2 separate regions of the Mus musculus genome follow, and region 1 is linked to region 2. The links are chromatin contacts, found by Hi-C or POLR2A ChIA-PET in ENCODE. All regions are on one chromosome and are shown on one strand. Each heading gives the region's core, a stretch centred on a gene start or an enhancer-like site at or near the end of the contact. The rest is flanking DNA. Distances are from core to core; before and after follow the strand shown.

What was found. Hi-C counts contacts between places; a loop is a spot of excess contacts on that map. ChIA-PET counts read pairs that join two places held with the same protein, here RNA polymerase II (POLR2A).
Region 1: POLR2A ChIA-PET joins it to region 2 with 29 read pairs in Patski. The contact joins the enhancer-like site here to the promoter of Pgrmc2 in region 2. A Hi-C loop is called at or near these places in 1 of 37 maps with a recorded cell type or tissue (heart). POLR2A ChIA-PET finds 5 or more read pairs at or near these places in 1 of 5 experiments (Patski).

The regions. Positions count from the first base shown.
Region 1 is chr3:41,193,295-41,199,939 of GRCm38, reverse strand. No RefSeq gene overlaps it. Among named protein-coding and RNA genes, the nearest start is that of Gm40038, 23 kb to the right of the region's middle. Within about 2 kb of position 4,444, at least 1 of the 3 ENCODE cell types and tissues checked has a DNase peak (open chromatin) inside an H3K27ac peak, as active enhancers do; it is heart, where a contact is called at or near this core.
Region 2 is chr3:41,081,050-41,087,357 of GRCm38, reverse strand. Pgrmc2 (progesterone receptor membrane component 2) reads left to right here and starts at 4,312. Exons shown (of 3, transcript NM_027558.1): 1 at 4,312-4,763. The coding sequence starts at 4,364.

The DNA.
Region 1 (6,645 bases), core at 3,195-5,694, 110 kb before region 2:
GGAAAGGTCATTTCCCTTGGCCAGTTTGATGCTTAGGCTTCCAAACATACTCTCTTTCTAGGGGTTAAAATTTTTCTCTGACAAATATGGAATAGTATACTTTCTAGATGAAGATTTCTCCATTTCCCCCAGACTCCCCAATTTCCTTCATATAAAGGAAAGGCTGCAATGAACCCATCTTTATTGCTAAGTAGATCTGGTCCAGTGATAGCAGTAGCCCCAAAAGGAAGTACCTTTTCTCATAACAGAGCCCCTGCAATGCTCCTGTAAAGACAGTGGTAAAACTGAGACCCAAATAAGATCTGGATGCAAGTTGAGGTCCAGATTTCAATTCTCTTTCCAGATATATCCAAGAGTTGTATGAGAGGGCAGGAGGATACTCCCACCTCTGCAGGACCATCCTTCGTTAAATGGTAAGTCTGAAACCCAGTGTGCTAATGTAGCGTCTCTGAGCCACGCTGACTAGAATGCAGAAGCCTGGGGCTCCTGTCACAGAGGCAGAGCACATGGTCTCTGGTGCCATGCTGACCTGCAGCCTGACCTGCAACCTCAGACAGGTGTAGTCTCCTCTCCTGCCTTTATATCTGTCAAACAGAAGTGATTGCCCCTCCCTCGGGAGTATTGAAGTGCTTAAATGAAAGGCTCCGTGATGAATGCCTGCAACTTAGATGCAATTATACTGTCCTTCATTTGACGCAGGAGCCTCTCCAAAGTTTTCCAGTAGCATACCAGAAAGAAAAAGAAAAAAAGCAAAAAAGAAAAAAAATACCAAACTCAAGGTGGAAGAGAGGCAACATCAAAGAGCTAGAACACAAGATTCTCATACACAGCCTTTACCCCAGCTCCTTCCAGCCATGTCAGCCTTTAAGGCACCATACAATGCCTGACACCCAGCATCCATGGTTCTACTGTGTGTCTTCCCATCAAATGTGTTCCTGGTCATGTTCGTCTGGGCTAAATTCTCTTTTAGTTGAATGCTCAGGAATTCTGCATTAAAGCAGCCTGATTGTTTCCCATCACCTTCCCACACAGGTCTGTCCTCCCCCCTTCCCCCCACCAAGCTTCCAGTGGCCTCCAAAAATTGAGTTCAACTGGACGCCCTGGTGGCATGGATATTGGCCATGGAAAGGAAATGATAAGCTATTCTTGGAGCTTGCAAACAAAGCCAGGCGTGTGGTACCATCAGAGCCTGAGCAGACACACACATACTCAGACAAGCTCTCAGAAGGAGACACAACGCCCCTTCCCACAGTGGCCTGAAGAAGGAGGCTTCTGTATGTCTGACTTTGTAATGGGGAGTGTGGGGTGGAGCAGATATAAATTTGAGAGACATTAAAGGATAATTGAAAAAAAGAAAAAAAAACGAGAGGAGATTAGGAGGTGAAATGAACAAAACGCTTCATATGTCCATGTGCCAAGGAGGTGGTGAGGTGTGAGAGAAGTCTGTCACGGTAGCCAATAAGCCACCAGGGCCAAATGCTTGGCTTGAATAAGGGGAATCTGCTCCCTGCCTGCAGCAGTGCTTGGCAGTGAATCAGCACATTAGCAACAGAATTTCTTCTTCAGGAGCCACAGACAGTTCATTTGCATATGCTGTGTACACGCCTGCACTCACGCACCCGCACACGCGCGCGCACACATACACACAGGAGGGAGTCTCTGGTAGATGCGACCTTCATCGTATGACATTTCTTTTGATATTGCCAAAATTATGTGTATCATTGAAAATTATCCAGACCTATTTGTCTAGCAATCTGAAGATCTCTCTTAAAAGCATGGTTTTGGAAATTTTAGTAAAATATCACATGTCTCCTGACAATTTTTTCCAGCCCTTCCTTTTGTTGAAAGCAAAACAAAAACAAAAATATAACCCAAATGCTCTGTCTGGGTTATGAGATTGCAAGATATTTTTCCCTTTCCTTTTCTTTCATCTTATGGGATTGCATTTTCTAATTTTTCCTCAGTGTATTTTTTTCACCTGTTCTTTTTCTAATATTGAGAATTCTATAAGGTAAAAATAATACAGAGTGTGCCAAGCCAAAGGTTGCATTGGAGCAGCCTGGCTGTTTGATGATGTTCAATGAACCAACAAGGACCAGCTACAGCATCTCTGGGAAAGGACAAGGCTGTAAGAGAGGTCAGAGGGGATTAGGAACAAAGGGGAGTCCCAGAAATGTTTTCAAACAAATGCCAGAACCTGCATGGTAACTGTGCTGCACAAGATATCCCTTGGAGACACCAGTAACTCTCAGGCAGGGAGCATCAGGTCCCAGGTTGGTCTTTTACAATTCAACTGGAACCTTCCCTCTTGCAAAGCAGCTCTTGGTTTTTACACTGTACGGGACTTTAACTGATAATCAAGTGTTGACAGGGGACAGAGTCCACATCTTCAAAGATAGTCCTCCTTCGATAATGTCATTTTCCAAACCAAAGGCCACCAGACCGAAACACCAGCATCCCACACAACCTTGGTGGCCCCTCTGAATGCTTGTTTTGATTCCACGAAGCAGCTTCCTCACTTCCACCTAGTGCCCCATGGTCACTGAGGAATCCGCAGCAGAAACCCTGCCCCTTTCCTTTTTAAAATCTGTTGTCAACATCGGAGAGATTGGCTATTGAGGGCTGCTCCCTTAGAGGACCTGAGTTCAGTTCCAGCACCTTTATCGTGAGGCCCACAACCACCTATAACTCCAGCTCCAGGGTATCTGACACCCTCTTCTGGTCTCCACAGATACCCATGCCCCTCTACACACACAGATAAAAATAAAATCTTTTTAAAAAGTGAATTATATTTTTAATTTTTAATTCTTGTTTAATTTCTTTTTAAATTAGTTTTAAAAGTATATATATATCACTTCCATGCGCACTTTATTTTAAGACGGGGTCTCCCCAACCTTCCCCTTCCCTCAGTACCCCCTCAATGCTATTATTGCTAGACATACTTTTCCCAGAGTGAGTGACATCCACTGGTGCTGAATTAAGAGTCATGAGTTTTTCCAAACTCCGGGTGTTGTACATGGACTAGACTTCAAACTAGGTTCCACCATGCTACAAGGCTTAGGGTACAATAAGTGACCGTAATGCAGCCATTCCTTGGCCCTTCCCACAGCCCAGACTTGCTCCCAGACCCCCAGCAGCAAAGGAAGCCTTGATCCTGACAGTGAAAATGGAGGTTGGGTGAGTGATATTTGAACTGAAAAAAGGCAGACTTGAGTAATTATCCAGTGTCACAAGACAGGGGTCACAGGTGGAACTATCAAGGGCAGGGATGAAGACTTGCCTGTGACAACCTCCTAACAGAGGCTCTCTATTTGAACCATCTAGCTGGAACTCAGGCTCCTCTCCTCCGCCACAGAACATCTGGCTGGATCCTCTACTTGCTTTGCAGTTTGTCTATGTCCCTCAATGTCCCCACAGGGTTTAAAGCTATTTGCTTGAACCTAGCCCTGAAATGGATTCAACTCAGCTGGCAGCATCTCTGAGCCACAATAACAGCTTGGGTCTTGCACCTTGAATTTTCACCCATATTTCTTGCTGATAGCTCCATTATGGAAGGCAACAAGAAAGGAATGGGCAACTTCTGCTTGGCCTTAAGCTCCAAGTTATCTTTGTGAACAAACATCTGGCCTCTTATCCCTACAATGGGGCAAAAGGGATTTCCTCATGTCACAGCTGTAATGTAATACATTATAAAGTATAGTGTATAATATATACAATAGTTAAAATATATACAGTATACATTGTAATGCATAATGTACATATAATGTAGCTTATAAATGAGGCACTGGATGCAAGCAGAGAGCTTTTCACATGGTTAGTGCCCAGGAGATTTTCACAGTGTATGGATCTTCCCAACCTTAGCCAGTCATGGGCCTGGAACTGCCATACCACAGTAGTTCTCAGTCAGAGGTGATTTTCCTAGTTACGTTGGTGGGGTAGGGGATTCCCATGCTCTAATGGGCAAGAGGTCAGGCATGCTGTTGGCTTCCTGTGATGTACAACACAGCCCCTTACGAGAAAAGGATCATCTAGCCTGAAACATCAGCAGTGCCAAGACTCAGAGACTGAGCCTGGTCCTAGCTGCCCACCTGGATCCCTTCAGCTCTTGTGCTACTGTGCCCTGTGAGCTATGGTGACTGTGGTTGGTCTCTAAGCCTGAGCCCTCTCAAGACTAGCCTATGCATTGACTCCTGAGATTCCCAGAGCTCAACTGTTGGATTCTTTGAGAAATGGCCAACAGGTTTCATTGCTTTGACCTGAGCTCCTCCCAGCAGGAGACAGGTAGAACAGCCAAGCTTTCTCACTGACCAGGAACAGGCAAGAAACCAGTTCCTGCAGGGACCTGGCTGAGAGCCACATGGAAGCAGGCACAGCCTGAAGCATTCCACCCAAACTGGCTCCACACCAGACCCAGCCAGTGAGTCACCACCACATGCCGCAGCCTCTCCCCCATGACCTTTCTTTATCCCTTCATTAGCTGTAAATCTTTAGGAGTAAAACAGCAGAGAACAGACCGGGAAGGGCCTGGCAGACTAACACCCCAGGCAAATGCCCAAATCAAAATTCAGAGTTAAAAACCCCAGGCTCTGAATGAATGCCAGTAATGGCAAGCTAGGCTCTTCAGAGCCATCTCTGTAAACCGGAGATGTGGACAAATGGAGCCTGTCTCTCTGCACAGTTTAAATCGTGTGGCAACCCTGGAGCATCCTTCAGGAGAAGGAACAGATGTGTTTAGCAATACCCAGATGGTAGGGAGCAAATTGAGGGACCTCTGTAACGCTGGCCAGTAACTCATGCTTACACCAAACCGCACAGTACCCTGAAAGAAACCACCCTCTCACCAGCTCCTCTTGCATCAAATGGAATAATGAAGTCTCCCCACACAGTGACAGAGAAACAATAACACAGGCTAGTAGGCCATATTTCCGCACAAAAGAAAGCAAAAGTGGTTTTCTCCTTTGTGTTTTTTCTCTGCCTTTTGTGGGAAAGGCCAGTGAGAAGGGCAGCTGCCTTCCCCAGGGATTTCTTTCTACCCAGCGTGTCCTCCCCTGAGCTGTCCTTCTCCACATGGAGTCTTCAAAGCAGAGACTTTGGAAGCGGCCACAGAGCTTGAAGATTCTAGGGCTATCCCAGGAACCCACTGACTCTCCCTTTCTGTGGATGAGGCTTTAGAAAGGCCTTGTAAACACACCTTTCCCTTCAGTTTGACACCGCCAAAGTCTGAGAACCTTCCAAGTGAACAAACCCCAGAGTGGCCCAGGGGCCGCCTGTTCCTAAAAGAAAGACCAACTCTTTGGCCTGCTGTTTTCGCCTCTCCACAATGTCACCCCCCCCATCATTTGCAGGTGGAGCTCCTGGACAAGATAGGACAGATCTGATGACTCATCTGAATGAGGCTGTTCCACCCCCACACTTCTGCTGACAGCCACATGTTGCCATTTGTCCTTCTGGGTTTGGCAATTCCTGGCAACATTGTTAAAGTGAAAGGGGCTGGGTGTTTTTCCTCCTCGGTGGCCGCCTTCTGCCCTGTGTGAGATCCCATCTTCCTGCCTGGCTACCATGGAACAAATCAGGAATAAGCAGCCCTAGCTGTAAATTGATCCACCTCTCCCGTGATCACTTTCAACAGTTGTTTGGAATTTTCAGTGTGTTCTCCAAGTGGTTCACACGTGCTTTAAATAGTCTTGTGAGAAACCAGTTCCATAGATGAGCCACCAAGGTGACCTTCAAATAATAGCATTGATACATGCCAGGTCTCTCCTCCAAACCCAAAGCTTGAGCAGCTGGCCTGCACTGCCTGCTTCTGTCTCTGAAACACCAACGTTCTTTTATTTGCTTGTTGCTTGGTGTATACTCATAGTGCAAGGTATGAGATTAAACAAGGACATTTTCCTACAAAGATATAAGGTACTTTGAGTGAGTTTGCCTGCAAGTCACGTTACCTCCCTTCCCCCAATTTAGTCTCCTTTGATTTCTAGACAGTTTTATTTCTACTTTCCTGTCATATATATATATATATATATATATATATATATATATATATATATATATATATATATATATAAACAATTTTGTGTACTTTATATATTTTATGTAGATTCTTGTCTATAAAATCTGGAAACCACAAATGGGGGGGGCTCATAACCCCTTGTAACTGTAGCTCCAGGGAATCTGAGACCTTTTGCTGTCCTCCCTCCAAACACATGTGGCATTCATTCACCCAGATGTACACATACACATAAATAAAAATAATTTAAAAGATAAAACTAAAATTTAAAACTAAAATAAAATCTCCTTGCCCTTGTTTGATTATTGTTTGCTTGATTGGTTTTGTTTGATTTGATTTGATTTTTCAGGACGGTTTTCTCTATGTAGCCCTGGCTGTTCTGGAACATACTCTATGACCAGTCTGGCCGTCAACTCACAGAGATCGACCTACCTCTCAAGTGCTGGGATTAAAGACATATGCCACCACAATGCAGCTTCTTGGTTGGTTTTAAAACAAGGTTTCACTTGCAGACCAGGCTGGCCTGGAGGTCTCTAAGTAGCCCGAGCTGTCTTTGAACTCATGGTGATCCTCCTGCCTCGGGTTACACACTGTTGGGATTATAAATGAGAGTCGGTGCCTGGCTTCAACCCACCATT
Region 2 (6,308 bases), core at 3,063-5,562:
ATTAGAGATCAAAGTACTTTTTTCTAAATTACAGCTCAAAGTAATCAGAACCAACTTGTGTTAAAGTCCAAAATTATCACATCCAACAGTGAGCTATCTGACCACTGAATTAAAGTTCAAACATTGGGTGTTGTTGGTCTCTGGAAGTGAACTTAGCTCCCAGTTCAGAAGCTTTCCTCCCCACAGGGATCCCAGTAAGTTTGCAGGGGTGTTCCCCAGCAGGAGCAATCCCCTATCAAACTTGAGGTATGAGGTAACTGAAAAAGAAATACACACATCTGCCTCCCAGAAGGGAAGAGAAAGGAAAGGAGAGGAGGATGGTGGGGTGTATAAGTCCCAAGCTCACACATCTGGAAATTCACTGGCAAGCCTGGAATAGAGGATCAATTTTCCTTTTCTGTATATCAGGACCTGTCTTCAACAATAAAGTAATGTTTCCCCTAAAATAGAGGAAAGAATTCCAAGAAACAGATTCTCAGATTTATCTAAGAAATCTTTATTAAGTATTGTGGTGAAAATATGAGAGCAGAGTGCTGCCTACTACCCAGCCATGGTAATGCCTAATACATCATGTATGTCAGCGCCTTGTATTTTAGACTGTTATATCAATGCCCTATTTCTGTTACCAGTCTTTGATCAGTCCAGCAAAGTAATTAGCGCGACCTCAGCTATCTGTGAGTTGAAATAGTAGAGATGTATTTCTCATTTGTGTGGTGCCATGTGTTAGCTAGCAGCTCTTTTCTGCCTCATCCTCACTCTAGGACTCTGAATGATGGAAATCAGCCATCATTTGAAACAGAATTGGGGACCACCACATCCCCTTCTTCATTGATACTTGCTTTCCCCTTATTTTACAATTCAGCTAGACCTATGGCTACTTTCACCAATGGAAATGTGTTGTTTCCAACTTAAGACTTAGAAAGACCTAGAAGGTATTGCCCTTTTGCTTTCCAAACCCTGAGCAGGCTATTCTTCTAGAGAAGCCATGTGAAGAAACCTCAAAGCAAGATTAGATGATGCCGCACGAGTTGCCAACTCAAAACCAGGAAAGAAAATAAAAGTTGCCTGGCTGTTTAAAATTAAGTGGTAGCTATGGGACAATAGTTTTTTGTTTGTTTGTTTGTTTTGTTTTGTTTTAATTGTCTCCTGGCAAAAGAAGAGAGTACTGGCAAGGTGCACAGGTGTTCCAAGCTTTTCTTTGGAAGCGACACAAATGACTTCTGGTGTGGCTAGCAGTAATACCTCTTGGAGAGACGTTAGAGCAGCAGAGGTGCATCTCCCAGAGATAACTGATAAATCAAGGTGCATGCAGTGCTAAGGAAACAAAGTGATGGGCAGAGAAGAAAAAATGAGAGAAGAATCAGAAAAAGCACATCAACAATGAACAAGGAGGAACCTTGGAATCCAAAGAATTTCAATAATGCAATAATCTGAGGCCAATCTGTGACCCCAGCAGATGAGACAGGACAATCAAGAGCTGGAGGCCACACAGTGAACTCTTACCTCAAGTAAAAATACAACAGTTAGGAAGAAAGGCTAAAATGGGTGGTATAGGGGAGAGATCCATAGACATGCAAAGAAAGAAATCAAACAGGCCTCAGGCAGAGGAAAAGGAAAGAGATCCTGGACAGGAGGAAATGTAAGGACATCCAGCGAGGAAGCAGTGTGAGCAGTCACGGAGTAGGTAATGAACACAGCGAGCAGGGGCCCAGGAACAAGTCATTAGAGGAAAAGAACAGATAGAGAAAAAAACGCATCACTTTAAGGGAGGACGTCTCAGAGATTAGTTTATCTAAGAAAAGACAAGGGGCCACACAGGGATTTATGGAAATCCCTGAATGCAAACAGCTTGTCTGAATTGCTAAGTCCCCGCCTCCTGGCCCCTGAGATTGATGTTTGATTTAAGGAAATTAAAATACAAGATGAGTCCCTTCATGAAGCAGTGAAGTTGGGAAAGCACCAGCTGGAAAGTTACTGAGGTATTCAAAGCGGGAATATTCTACTAGAAGACATTACTATGACAGTGCAAAAATAAAATGAAAAAATAAAAAACTCCTTTGGACTAGTTCAGGAGGCTAACCTTAAGGATAACCTGTTCAGAGGACTCCAAGTGAGAGTAGGGTTTCTAATGTGAAGTCAAGACATTTGTTTTAGGAAGGGCATAAAGCTTTCTGCTTCACCAGACAGTATCAGCAATCCAACATTGCCCATCCCATGTAGGAGGCAACAGAAATACAATGCTTTTCAATTCTTCTCTTCTAAACCACTTAAGCGAAGCACAAATTTATCTCATAATTTAGCTCAGAGTTATGCCTGGCCAAGTTAATACCAGTGGTTCTCAGTTGGTAGCACCCTCCAAGGGAGCAAGTCTGCACTAGTAAGGAAGAGGTTTTTCCATGTCATAATGCCTTAAGTGACCAGCCATGGCCCCATGTCCAGTACAGTCTTCCCTAAGCACTCCCCAAAGCCATGTAACAAAAGGCAATCTCACTAAACGGTAATGTTTTAAGGAGAGCCTGTGACCCAATTCTGAACAGAAAGATGCCTACTATGAAACCTCCGAGATCCTTTCTTCCTACTGCCATTATTTCAACTGACAGATACTTGAGATTGCTACCACCGTTCTTTCCCAAAACCAGTTTCCATCACTGACATCTCCATTTTCTGTTAGCAAGTCCCACAGGAACTGTGACTTCTAACCCTTCTGGTGACTACTGAGGTTGGCCTGTGCCAATCTGGCTTTACTCCCGTTCTTGCAGTGTAAAGATTATATGGTCACTTACTAATTCTCAATTAAAGACAACAGCTCTGACTCAAAAAAAAAAAAATTCTCAGACTGGGATTGGCAAAATATAGCTTACAGGCTGTTTCTATACCTACTCAGGGGCTGAACCGACTTTAACGTTAAGTGATTTAAAAGTCATAATGATGGGCAAGGGAATGTGCTTGCTGGTATGCAAGTTCATGGCCATCTTCATCTACATATCAAGTGCAAAGCCAATCTGGAACACACTGAACCGTCTCAAAAACAAAAAGACGGTATTTCATGACAAATTCAAATTTCGGTGTCTCTAAGTACATTTTTAATAGAAACACTATCATGCTCATTCTCTATTATTTATGTAACAGTTGGGACAGAGAGACCTTATGGCCCACAGCACCTAAATATATAATCCATTACAGAAAAAAATTTCAGCACCTTCCCCCCCCCCCCCCCCAAAAAAAAGCCACGATGAGTCTTATGTACAATGGCTGGTTTCCCATCCTTTCGAGTGTTAAAACCTCTCTAGGGAAGTTATGATCACCAGTACCGTTAGTGGGTAGGGCTCTCCTGTCCATTGACACTAAAGACAGTTACCTAAAAACTAATAGCAGCCAGAAAAGCCCATCCCTACTTTTCTATACTGTTCACGCCAAAGCCTGAGTCAGCTCCTTTCTGAGTCAGCTCCTTTATGCCGGGTAGCTCACCCCTAGGCTGCCACCATTCGTCTATACCTGTCCCCCACCCCCGGTTGTTCAAAGTTATAAGGAACTGGCCATTCCCTGGATGCATCTTCCTTCCTCACAAGCAGAGTGACAGAAGCCTGTCAAACTAGCTGAGGGCGCGAGATGGGTGGAATTCACACTGGAAAGCACTCTCGCAGGCCCCGAGCAAGGCTATGGAGCTAGAGCCACAGGCTGCTTTATCCGCGCACGCCCACCGCCGGGGAGCAAAGCGCAGAAGAGCTTGCGTCCGACTCCTGTTAGGAGCACTGCCCAAAAGCAGCGTGGGCCGGGACCCGAGTGTCCGGCGCTGCTAGGGCTAGTGCCCGAAGCCCAGCTTCACACGCGGCCCCGCAGCTCACGCTCTATTGCGGCCTCCGCCGTGCGTCGTCACAGACGCGAACCAGCCGTCTCAGAGAGAAGCCGCTTCTGGGCGCACGCGCGCGCAGCAGGGAGGGGTTGCTAAAAAGAGCCCAGCGCGTGGCGTCCCAGGGCCCGCGCACGCGCCCTGACGGCGCTCCGCCCATACGCGCGAGTACGCACGCGCACAGCCGGCTCGGCCCACCCCCCCCCCGCCCCACGCACACTCTATTTTTCTTCAGCCCCGCCCTTCCCTTACACTCCCCAGGCTGAAAGCGTTGGGGCTGTGAGAGCAGGGAAGTGTGGGGCGAGGTGGGCGGGGCGTTGCCCGCGCGCGCTGCCAGCCAGAGCCCGAGCTGCGAGAGCGAAGCCAGACAACGTTACCCAGCCAACAGCCAATAAGCAGCCGGCGCTGCCACGCCCCAGCCCCTCACGTGATTGGCTGAGCGCCGCCTGGTGGGCAGGGCCGCGGGCTTGGGGAGGGCAGGGGGCGGGAGGAGGAAGGCGCTGGCGGGCAGTGATGGCGGCGGGTGATGGGGACGTAAAGCTAAGCACCCTGGGGAGCGGCGGGGAGAGTGGCGGCGACGGGAGCCCGGGTGGCGCCGGAGCGACGGCGGCGAGGAGCAGTTGGGTGGCGGCGCTGCTGGCGACGGGCGGGGAGATGCTGCTGAACGTGGCGCTGGTGGCGCTGGTGCTGCTGGGGGCCTACCGGCTGTGGGTGCGCTGGGGGCGGCGTGGTCTGTGCTCGGGACCCGGGGCGGGCGAGGAGAGCCCGGCCGCCACGCTGCCGCGCATGAAGAAGCGGGACTTCAGCCTGGAGCAGCTGCGCCAGTACGACGGGGCGCGCACGCCGCGCATCCTGCTCGCGGTCAATGGGAAAGTCTTCGACGTGACCAAAGGCAGCAAGTTCTACGGCCCCGGTGAGGAGTGAGGGGTGTCGGGGTGGGGATCCGGGACACCCTATCCCCGCCGCGGCCCCGCTCCTGGACCGCAGCCCCGCGCACGCCCCCAGCTGCGGGCGTCGTGGGGGGCTCAGTGGCGCCCCACAGACCTGCGCTCGGCGTTCCTTGCCTTTCCCAATCCGTATCTCCTCGCAGCTTTTCCTGGGGCTGAAATTCTCAAAATTGTTAAGAGTTGTCTCTAGTCACGTTGGCGTTCAACCTTTCCTCGGAGCGTTTTGATTTCTGGGCTTTGTCGGGGCAAGAGGGCTAAAGTGGCGATCCAAAGTTTTTGGCCCAGTGTTAAGACAGCTTTCTTCTTATTCTGGGTTGTCTGTTTGACACTTGCCTACTTTTTCCCTTCTCCGGACTTGTCTGCCGAGAGTCAGGGCTAGGGACACGTAGTTTCAAGTCCCAAGCCCTGGAGCTCGGTTTCACAACCACCCCGGACTCGTTTTCATTCTTTTTCTAAAAAGTCGGTTTGGGCTCCAAGATGCTTTCCAAGATTAACAACTGTATGTAAAATGAGGACGGACCAGAACGTAAACCTTAATAAGTAAGACTGGCAAAGATATTGGCCCTGAGTGTAGGGGGTGGAGCTCATCTGCCCAGGAGGCAGGCGTGTCTCTTGTCTCCGACTCTCTCAGTCTCTCCCTCCTTCCCTCCTCTCCTTCTTTCTCTGCTAATAGTAAAATAAGTATTCAAATACCCGTTGAAAATAAATTATTGTATTTTCCCTTAGCAGAATGAGACGCCTTGGGGGGGTGAGGGGGGGCACGAACCTAGAAGCGTCGAACTTCTCGCCCCCTGCCCTGCATGTGCTGAAGGTTTTACAACTTTACTTTCAGAAAATTACGTGGAAGGTAGTTGCCGTTAGAGGCCCTTTTGCAGTGTAGTGGTAATCTATATTGCAGATTGTGCAAATAAACTTCAGACCCCGGGTATCTGTTGGTAGCCCATAAAATTGAACAACATTGTGCGGCCTGGTTATGCAGTGCTTAATATTAAACTTTAAAGACAGAAGGGGAGGGGGAGGAGAAGAGAGAGCGTGAGTTGTAAGAATGAAGCTAGAGACCAAAGTGACCCCTTATTGGAAGGTATGCATCCAACTTTTAAGCTAGGTTTCCTTTTAATTTCCTTATTGCCCCTGATTGATTTATTGACACTGAAGACGCTTCTAATTTCTATGCTCAGTTGGATGCTATTTTAGGAGTGTTTTGGTTTGTTGATTGGATTAGAGCTAAGAAACACAAATAAGCATTTGATGTTGGATCTGTTAATCTCTTTGTGTGTGTGTGTGTGTGTGTGTGTGTGTGTGTGTGTGTGTATTTCCTTCTGGATATATAAACACAAAAATCATGTCTCCTTACTTACATCAGCTCCCATGGTTAGTACTTTTTTATTTTTTTAATTTAAGAGCATGTGGAACAAGAGAATAGGACCCAAGTACCTTGTTTACATGGACCAAGTCAAATAAACTTTTAAAAGTGAAGAATTTGCACAGATTTTGTACCAAGTTACACACTT